Linked DNA regions of Homo sapiens: region 1 is linked to region 2. A link is a contact called in ENCODE Hi-C or POLR2A ChIA-PET data. All regions are on one chromosome and are shown on one strand. The core of a region is the stretch at or near the end of the contact, and the rest is flanking DNA. Distances in the headings are between cores, read along the strand shown.

Evidence for each region. Hi-C counts contacts between places; a loop is a spot of excess contacts on that map. ChIA-PET counts read pairs that join two places held with the same protein, here RNA polymerase II (POLR2A). Pooled maps may share reads with other maps.
Region 1: a loop to region 2 is called in a map of endothelial cell of umbilical vein, with 6 times the contacts of the local background. The contact joins two enhancer-like sites. A Hi-C loop is called at or near these places in 26 of 168 maps with a recorded cell type or tissue (CD14-positive monocyte, Caki2, DLD1 and 20 more), 3 of 37 single-sample maps with no recorded cell type and 20 of 50 pooled maps. POLR2A ChIA-PET finds 5 or more read pairs at or near these places in 18 of 52 experiments (A549, AG04449, AG04450 and 14 more).

What each region holds. Positions count from the first base shown.
Region 1 is chr1:201,745,507-201,750,366 of GRCh38, forward strand. All of the region lies in intron 7 of NAV1 (neuron navigator 1), which reads left to right. All of the region lies in intron 2 of IPO9-AS1 (IPO9 antisense RNA 1), which reads right to left. LOC124904483 (a long non-coding RNA gene) reads right to left here. Exons shown (of 2, transcript XR_007066790.1): 1 at 4,270-4,860. Among named protein-coding and RNA genes, the nearest start is that of MIR5191, 28 kb to the left of the region's middle. Within about 2 kb of position 2,990, at least 5 of the 41 ENCODE cell types and tissues checked have a DNase peak (open chromatin) inside an H3K27ac peak, as active enhancers do; they include CD14-positive monocyte, IMR-90, PC-9 and 2 more, where a contact is called at or near this core.
Region 2 is chr1:201,711,022-201,716,043 of GRCh38, forward strand. It overlaps NAV1 (neuron navigator 1), which reads left to right. Exons shown (of 34, transcript NM_001389617.1): 6 at 1,796-1,898. The region is part of intron 2 of IPO9-AS1 (IPO9 antisense RNA 1); the gene reads right to left. Among named protein-coding and RNA genes, the nearest start is that of MIR5191, 6.0 kb to the right of the region's middle. RefSeq lists enhancers at 1,908-2,596, 2,440-2,734. Within about 2 kb of position 2,575, at least 35 of the 41 ENCODE cell types and tissues checked have a DNase peak (open chromatin) inside an H3K27ac peak, as active enhancers do; they include CD14-positive monocyte, IMR-90, PC-9 and 2 more, where a contact is called at or near this core.

The DNA.
Region 1 (4,860 bases), core at 1,740-4,239, 35 kb after region 2:
TGCTTTACAGGTGTTTTCTTTGTTATCTTATTTACTCTGCCAGTTAGCCTGAAAGACTGATGGTGACATGACCATTTTTCTGATGTGTGCATATGTTCAGGGAGGGAAAGTGCCTGTCCTAAGTCAGTCAGTAAGTAGTGGAGCAGAAATTCAAACCCAGCTCTGGCTGGCTATACAGCCACTCCTCCCTAGACTAAATGTAAATCTAAAGAGCTGGGTACTTTCTACAAGCTTGAAAATCAAGTTCCCATTTGGAATGGTCATTTCCTATAAAGAAGAGCTGCTAATGAGGTTCCCCAGCCTCCAGGGAAGTTAATTTTATTGTATTTATTTATTTATTTATTTTGAGAGGGTCTGGCTTTGTCACTCATGTTACAGTTCAGTGGCGCCATCTCCGCTCATTGCCACCTCTGCCTCCCAGCCTCAAGCAATCCTCCCACCTCAGCCTCCAAGCAGCTGGGACTGCAGGTGCATGCCACCATGCTCAGCTAATTTTTTTTTTGTAGAGGCCGGGTTTTGCCGTGTTGTCCAGGCTGTTTTCTAACTCCTGGGCTCAAGCAATCCACCCACCTCAGCCTCCCAAACTGCTGGGACTATGGGTGTGAGCCACCATGCCTAGTCTTGCTTTTAGACATATCTATATATATTTTCCCCATATTTACTCATCATATGGTGATAGTTTTGTCCAATTATAAGTTTCTAGGGGCCAGGGGATTTTATCCAAGTGCAGCATATGTGGAACTTAGTAATGATCTTTTGATGATGACAAAAAATAGCTGATAGGATACCACTGTAAGAGCTAATATAGCTGTACAGCTTTGGACATACCATATTTATGCTGTGTCATGTCACACACAGAGCCCTTCAGATTAGGTTAAATCATGTCACCTGAAACATAACAGGTACATAAAATGGAAGCAAATCCACCAGCAAGTATTTATTCATTGCCTACTATGTGCCAAGAAATTCTGTTAATCACTAAAAACATAACAAAAGACAACCTATTCCCATTCCACACTATGATTAACTTGTAATAGAATTGGATATTTAACAGTTATTGGGGAATAACAGTAGCTGGAAATAGGAAGCAAGCAAGTCAGAAATGTAAGGGAAGATTTATGCCCAGGTCAAGGAGCAGCACGTTAGGAGCGCAGTGAGTGTGGGAAACTCATGGAAGTTCAAATGTAGACTGCATCAAAATTTGGAGAGAATGACCAGGTGCAGTGTCTCGTGCCTGTAATCCCAGCACTTTGGGAGGCTGAGGCAGGTGGATCGCTTGAGCCTAGGAGTTTAAGACCAGCCTGGGAAACATGGGGAAACCTCCATCTCTACAAAAAAATACAAAAAATTAGCCGAGCCTGGTGGCACACGCCTGTAGTTCCAGCTACTCGGGAGGCTGAGATGGGAGGGTCGCTTGAGCCCAGGAGGTCGAGGCTGCAGTGAGCTCCAGTCATGCCAATGCACTCCAGCCTGTGTGACCCTGTCTCAAAAAAAAAAAAAAATGAAGAAATTTGGAGACACTATTCAGGTAGAAGGGAGACTTTCAGGTATGAAGGAGGAAGGAGAAGAACCCTGGGCCTGAGATAAATCTTGAAGAGAATTGATGGGGCAGTGGATCAATAGGTAATGTATAAAGAAATCGGAACATATGGCCCATCCCACTCTGTCATCTTCACCGTCCTCCTGGGCCCCCATTCTCGTGGCTGTGCGGGCAGTTGCCCTAGTGCATGCACACACGGTCCTGCCTGTGTGCATGTGTGCATGTGTGAAACTGTTATTTTTCCGGCTTGGAACATTTTCCCATGGATTATTTTAAATAGTTCTATAAGACTATACTAGACTATCAAGTTTTGATTTTGGTGATCTGCCAACTGTACGATTTTAAAAATAGGTTTTTAACAGCTTTAAAACAGAAGTAGTATTTCTGCCAGCGGGTGGAATTGTGGCTCAAAGGCCCTGAAGGAGAACACATACTTGGGATTTATTCCTGGGTGCCATGGGTTTCTGGAATTTTGCCCCTAGACACAGTGGCGAAGACAGCAGAGGGTGTTCCAGGGTACACATCCTAGACCCTGCTCCTATTTATTCCCTCTGATACGTGGTTGAAAAGCAGTGCTTGAGTGGTTAATCAGATCCCTGGAAATGGATGCCTCACTCTTGTCTGGAAAAAGTTCCCTAATGAAATCTCTTGTTTACATTATGCTACACATTCATGTTCTGGAAGTTTTTGCCACTTCTTCCCATTTCCTATATTATATATGTATTTGGTGCCCATAATTGGTACTGTTTTTCCCCCATTTAAGCTTCTCTCTTCCTAAATTCTAGATAAACATCCTTGTAGTTTCCAGGCCCTGGGTTGCCAACTCAGATTCCCATGCTTGCTGTCACTGAGTGCTTATCTTGGGATCCTTCTTCCAGAACCCAGAGCTCCTTACGTCAACCCCACCGGAATGGGTCCCCAATATATGGGATTCATGCCGAACAACTTTGCAGACACCTTCTAGGCTAGTGTTGAGCTGACCCTGGGGAAGATTGTAGTTGCCTTTCCCTGGAAAGGCGGCTCTCTGAGTGAGAAAACTTCATAAAGACTACTCTTCTCAGTGCTCATAATGTGTTTTGGAATTATTACCTTTGCAGTATATGAGCAGTATGTTAATTTATTAATTTTCCTTGTCCCATTATTAAAAGGGTCCTCCTCTCTCACTCTTATGAATTAAGTGTGAAGGAGGAGGTATATGTAATAACACCAGCTTTTTCACGTGGTTTATAGCAATTGCTTTCATCTTTTATGGGTGCATCTCATGTTTGCCATGATATTTCAAGTTGTTTCTTTTCTGGGGTTCTCATATGGAAATCCCTGGCAAAGCTGTGCTCCTCCAGCATTAGCATGTGTGCAGTGTTTAGAAAGGGAGATGGAATCTGGGCTGCTGCACTGCAGTTACCTCAGCAGGGAACCTACCAGCCTCCACCAAGCTCTACCCCTGGCCTCAGAACCTCAGGGGGCAAAAGTGGCCAGTCACGTCCTCTGTCTGAGAAACTAGCCATGAGTCTCTTGCAGGAGGGAGGAAATCATTGCTTACTCATGCACAACCTGATTTAGGAGCATTCCTGCTATCTGAGAAACTAATTCTGGGAATTTGCACAGAGCTATTCATTGTAAAAGCAGCTTTGATCCCCAGAGAGTCCACAAGACCTTGGAAAAAAATTTACTGTGCCAGGGAGACAGTGGAGCCTATAGGAGCCCCCTAAAGAAGTTGGGACCCTTGGGTTTGGTGTCTGGTTTTGACGTAGTAGTCTGCTCAGGTAAGGCTCTTAGCTACCCCATGTCCCTTTTATAAAGTTGAACTAAGACTCTCTCTGGCCCAGCGTGGTGGTTCACACCTGTAATCCTAGCACTTTGGGAGGCCGAGGCAGGCAGATCACTTGAGGTCAGGAGTTCGAGACCAGCCTGGCCAACATGACGAAACCCAATCTCTACTAAAAATACAAAAATTATCCAGGCATGGTGGCAGGTGACTACAATCCCAGCTACTCGGGAGGCTGAGGCAGGAGAATTGCTTGAAACCGGGAGGCGGAGGTTGCAGTGAGCTGAAATCATGCCACTGCACTCCAGCCTGGGCAACAGAGTGAGACTCCGTTTCAAAAAAAGAAAAAGACTCTCTCTAACTGAGAACAATTCTACCTGCGAAATAATGTCTTAAAGTTAAATAACGCTGGCCATGTGATTTCAGCCCAATGATTCAGCAATAACAATTATTAGCCTCACTTCCTCATCCCCACTTAGCAAAAAAATTCAGAGGTGAAGCAAAGAGAAATATACTGAAAAGCAGCAAAAGTCAGAAGGGGAGCTGTGATGATGTCTTCAGCCTTGTGAATTTCACTTTTGTCTTTCCAAAATGGTTCTGGGCATCAGATAGAGCACAACCCTTGCACCAACTTGCTCACTATTCCCTCTGACTGTGTGCCTTCTGCACACGGAGCACAGGTTGCCAACAGGCTGCTCTCAAATGTGCCTGCATCCTTCTGCTCCACCAATCAAGTTGAATGCTTTCCTAGAATTGCATTTGCTCCCAAACCTGTTTATGCCAGTTGAACTTGGATAATATAATTATTACATAAATTGATGAAATATGAGCATAAAAAGAAAGTTGTTTCCATAAAGACTATATTGGAAGTTTCAAAAGGGAAATTGCTAGCCTGGGCAACATGGCAAGACCCAGTCTCTCCAGAAAAGAAAAAGCAAAATTAGCCAGGCATGGTGACACATACCTGTGGTCCTGGCTACTCAGGAGGCTGAGGTTGGAGGATCACTTGAGCCTAGGACGTCGAGGCTGCTGCATTGAGCCATGTTCACGCCACTGCACTCCAGCTGAGCAACAGAGCAATTCTCTCTCCAAAATGAAAAGAAAAAAGAAAAGAAAGAAAAGGCATGTTGCTGAGTTATATGTAGGACTTGAAAGGTTAGAGGAGATTATAAAACTCTAGAGGATTTTGCTTTCAGATTGCTTTATGTTGTTAAAATTTTGCTCCACCTTAAAGAAACTGACATTAGACTTGATAATGCACTGTAGGTATGGGTGTGAAGACTCAAGTTGGAAAAGCAGAAGTGTATCAGGAAAAATTCTATTGGTCCTAGTACTTTGAATGACACTGAGGTTCACTGGCAACTTTCTGTGTAATTTTTTATAACAAAGACCTACCGCTGCAAGGATTTTACATGTAATGAGTGCCTAAGGAAGGTATGAAAAACCCTTCCCTGGAAGTCTCCCAAAGCAGAAAAACACCCATTTGCGTGGATGACTTGGTGCATCAGTGATAGGGGAGAAATGACTGAGGTAAACTGTTCATGGTATGAGAGTT
Region 2 (5,022 bases), core at 1,325-3,824:
ATTTCTTGGCGAGTCTAAAAAATTGACCCTGTCTGTGTTTCATGCCAAGCCATCAATTAAAGCCATGGAGCAGCTTACAAGGTGACACTTGCCAGGATAAATAGGCATTGGCGGCCACGGAAGTGATGCCAGGACTGGGGATAGAGCTTAGGCCACTGGCATGGTGGCCTGCCATTTGTCCCTGATCCTTGCCACCAGCATGGAGGCCTGGATTCATGGTGCTGACCATGAGAGGATGTGGGGGTGGAGAAGCTCCCCCTGGGAGGGGAAAGGAGGGATGGCTGGGCTTGGGTGTGGAGCTGGTTCTCAGAAAAGGTGCCCAAAAGGCTCTGGAGAGGGCATTGCAGGCTCCCTGCCCGCCCCACCCAGCCTCCCCTCCCTGACAAGACAGTCAAGCAGCTGCCTGCCAGCCGGCCTGAGCTTAGTCTTGGGGGAATAAAAACCTCTTGAAGAGATTCAGAAATGTTCCCTTTGGCAGCTAAAAAAAACCTTACACTCCTGCTGAGTCTGTGGGCTGAGGAGGGACTGAGGGGGCGTTTGGCCTCTGCAGCAGCGGCAGAAGGCTTGCGGATGGAGGGGAAAAGGGAGCAGCCTGGAGAGCCAGAGTTCTTGGGTTTTCTCTGTTGTTTTGCCATCATCTTTCTGTCACTCCCTGACTCTCTCCTGCAGATTGTCTTTTAGGGAGGTACTGGGGGACTTGGTTCCATTCATGACTTTAGGTTCCAAAATGAAAGATAAGCCATGGGGCAGGGCCAGCTTCTCTTCATTATACTGTCCTTAGGGCCCAGGGTGGTGCCTGATGTGAAGTAAGTGCTTGATAAAGATTCATTGGATGAACTGAAGGAAGGAAGAACATTCTTTGAGTTCCTTCATGCTCAAGCACCTCTCAGTCATTTGGACGTTATTTTCACCCTGTTTGCTGTTGTAGATTCTCATCCGTCCAGGCTAATATCTGGACACCAGGGTTGAATACAATGGCTCTTGGTGATTTGGGATTCTGAGGATTGGGCCACACCCATGCATCCTTCTCACTCAGGATTGCACCACTTGTGTGGGGACTGCCCAGAGCTCACTTCAAGCTCCAGAAAATGACTGCTCATCCCTTCCACCTCCCACCAGCCACCTCACCTTTAGGAGACTATATCTGAACTAACTTCCTGGGACCCCATAGAGCAACCCCAGATATTACCAGTCAGTGCCTGGGTTTAGGTGTACTGAAGCCAGCTTGTACCAGTTCCCCAGAGCCAATTGTTAGCCCCTCTTCCTAACTCTGTGGTCAGTGACATCAGATTGGTAGATTGAAAGTGGCCATGATAGGAGGCTTTATACCAGGGAAATTGGCAAACACCACACATCGGTGTCCCCTTCCTCCGAAAGCCAGTTGTTAAACATTTACCAGCACAACCCTGGATAGGGGGTTTCAGGCAGATGTTCCAGCTCATCTCAACCACGAGAAATCTTGCCCAGGACCTCTGCTATGAGAAGCAGGGCCTCCCCAAAACAAAGCCAGAGGTAGAGGCAGTTCCTTGGGGGCTCTGAAAGGAGTGCACAGACACAGAAAGCCATGCCTGTACCCCCTGCCAGGATCTGGGGTTCAGAGGGCTCAATGGCACATGTCCAGGGCCTTTGAGAGGGCCCATTCTGTTGGTTGTCTTTGGGAAAGGGAGGAGGAAGGTGACTATCATGGCCCAGGGACTAGCCTCCTGGGGACACTGTCAATCTCCACTTCCTGACCCCCAGGATCCCAGCATTAAGTTCTCTTCACTCACCCAGCTCTTCCTTCTCTCCCTACCAGACCCAGAGTCCCAGAGAAAGAGGACAGTGCAGAATGTCCTGGATCTCCGGCAGAACCTGGAAGAGACCATGTCCAGCCTGCGAGGGTCCCAGGTGACTCACAGGTAAGCTCGAGCTGCAGAGAGGGTCATGCCCTCTGCCTTCCTGGCTCTCCACCCCATTCTGGAGGGCAGGGCCCCCGGGTCCCTCCACACCTCTGCCAGGTCAGCCAGGTGGCCTGATGCGTGGAGCCACTGCAGAAGGAGGAGGAAATCCATTTATCTCAACAAGAGAAGCTTGGCTTTGTCTTCTGTCTGCTTGTGCCTGAACATTTCATTTCATTTCAGCAAATCAGCTTGAAAATCACTAGCTTAGGAGCCAGGAAGTGGAAGCCATTACACAGCTCAATGTGTGATCTTTGATAGTCAGTCTCCTTCATTAGACCTCTGTCTCCTCAATCTGTCAAGAGAAGGTTTACTAAATGCTCTCTTCCTGTTCCTAAGTCTCCATTAAACTAGGGGTCTAGAATCAATTCCCTTCTCAACACCTGGGTCTTTTCACTCTTGTGTCAGTTAGGTGCCCCCTGGCCTCTTCTACGAGCCACTGAGGGAGGCTTGAGTGCTCAACAGGGCCCACACAGTGTCACCCAGCTCCATGCCCTGTTAGGTGTGTCCCCCTAGCCCACTCCCTGCAGAGACCTCATAGCCTCCAGCTGCATGGGGCACTCAGCCTTCCCACGGCACCTCTCTCTGGAGCAAAGTCCTGGCCACAGGCTCTGCTGTGACTCAGAATTTCCCTTGCTGGCTCCTTGGACTGCCCAGATGAGCTCATGCTGTCAGCTCCAAGTGGGGCAGAGGGCTGGGCTAAGCTCTGGGGACAGCGGGAGGCAGAACAGACAGCCAGATTGGGAAATCATGGGGGGTGTGGGGCAGGAAGGCTGTGTGAGGGCTAGGAAGCCTCCCCAGTTAGACTGGAAGTAGATTCCTCTCCAACTCCTGGGGCTGGAAAATTAAGAGCAAAGTTGGGACACAGGGGCAGTGGAAAAGGACTTTCTTTAGCCCAGGGTGTGGCCATTTGGGATTCTGAGGATGGGACCACACCCATGGACATATTTACATACCACCAATGACAAAGAACTCATTACCTTTCTTTTTTTATTTTTAACATAGGCTTTTTAAAAATATTTTGTTATTATTTTTAAAGACCGAGTCTCATTCTGTCGCCCACTGCCTCAGCCTCCCGAGTAGCTGGGATTACAGCTGTGTGCCATCACGCCCAGCTAATTTTTGTATTTTTAGTAGAGATGGGGTTTCACCATGTTGGCCAGGCCAGTCTCAAACTCCTGGCCTCAAGTGATCCACACGCCTTGGCCTCCCAAAGTGCTGGGATTACAGGCGTGAGCCACCGCGCCCGGCCAACTCACTACCTTTCAGTCACCCCGGTGCATTGTGGGATTGCAGCAACTCTGATGTGGAACTGCACTTAGTCTTAAGTAGCTTTCAGCCGTTGGCTGTAGTTCTTCCTGCTTAGATGACCCTTCTCCTTCTCCTTCCTTGTACTACTCCTCCCCCTATCCCCAGCCCATGCCCGCATCTTGGACACTCAGCCCTTTACTCCCAGACATCTCGAGTATTTTAAATGGTAAGATAAATCAAAACTCTCTGGGGATTACCTCTGCTCAGGCCAGCAGAACCCTGACTACTGAAAGGGAGGTGACCAAGGAAGTCCTGGAAAAAGGTGGATGGTGGGGGCTCCAGGACCCCCTTACATCTGTCCCTTACTGCCATCCCTCATAGCCCCAAGCCCCCAGCAGGAGCCCAAGTGAAGCAGGGATCTGGCAGAGCTTGGCTTATCAGTTTAGGACCCAGCGGATGAAATCTTGGACATCTGCCTTCCCCCATCCAAGGAAATTGTTGGAACATCTCTCAGCACCAAGTCACCCACCAGCCTCATGCCAAAGACACCAGAAAGTGCTTAGTTGCTGAGAGGGCCACACCCCAAATGACTCACTCACAGGAGTAGGAGAGAAGTAGCAGCTCCAGCCTCCTGGTGCCACTGACTCAGAGCAGCCAGCCCCCAGTCCCTCCGTTAAGCCGGACAGCTTGACCCTAGGCAGGCGCTATTGGTTTTCTGCTTCTAGTGGGAAAGGGGAGGCTTCAATCAAGCCTTTTGCATAATGCTGACTGGTTTAGGGGGAGCGTCTAGGGCCTCTGGCTTCTGCCTCCCTTTATAGGAAAGGAACCAAGAGCCCCGGAGCTGGTTTTTCTGTTTACTGTGGACCTAGAGCCACTTCCTCTCATAGGCTTTGGTTTATATTATTCCTGTTCCACACTGGTAGCCAAAACAATGATTCCCTGACTTTTTATGGCTCTTTTTTTTTTTTTTTTGAGACAGAGTCTCACTGTCTCCCAGGCTGGAGTGCCTTGGCATGATCTCAGCTCACTGCAACCTCTGTCTCCCAGGTCAAGCGATTCTTCTGCCTCAGCCTCTGAAGTAGCTGGGACTACAGGTGCGTGCCACCACACCGGCTAATTTTTGTATTTTTAGTAGAGATGGGGTTTCACCATGTTGGCCAGGCTGGTCTAGAACTCCTGACCTCAGGTAATCCACCCACTTCGGCCACCCAAAGTGCTGGGATTACAGGTGTGAGCCACCACGCCCTGCCGGCTCTTTTACTTTTTAAAGGGCTTTCTATCAATGAGCCCTTCCCTTAGCCCTGGAAGTAGACAGGATATATACATACTCCCTGGGTTAGAGAATGAGGCTGGGGGCAGGGAGGCACCTGCCAGAGTCACGCTGGCTGATGAGGGTAGGTTCTGTACTCTGCATGCTCAGAACCCATGCCAGCTGTGTGCCAGGCACAGCGCTGGGCACTGGCTCCCCAGAACACACACAAGCTTCATCCTCGGAGCTTATGGTCCAGTGTGTGCTTCCTGCAAGGCTGTTTTCACCCAGGAACTCCCAGGATAACTGGATTCCATTCCTTTTCAGAAGCCTTTACTCCTGTGCTGCTTCCTCAATTTCTACTGGTTCATTTCCCCCAGCGAGGAGAGTCTGGGTCAGACTGTGGCTGGAGAGGAAATGAAACTGTGTCCTCCCCAGAGAAAGGCAAGCCTGAAGGGTGGGTGCAGGGCTGGAATTCAAGAACTGAGGATCTGAGCTAGAATCCCCCTCACCAAGCTTAAGTCTAGAGATGTCTAGAGATGTGTTTGGGGGAACTGAAAAAAAAAGAGAGAGCTGTGGAATAGG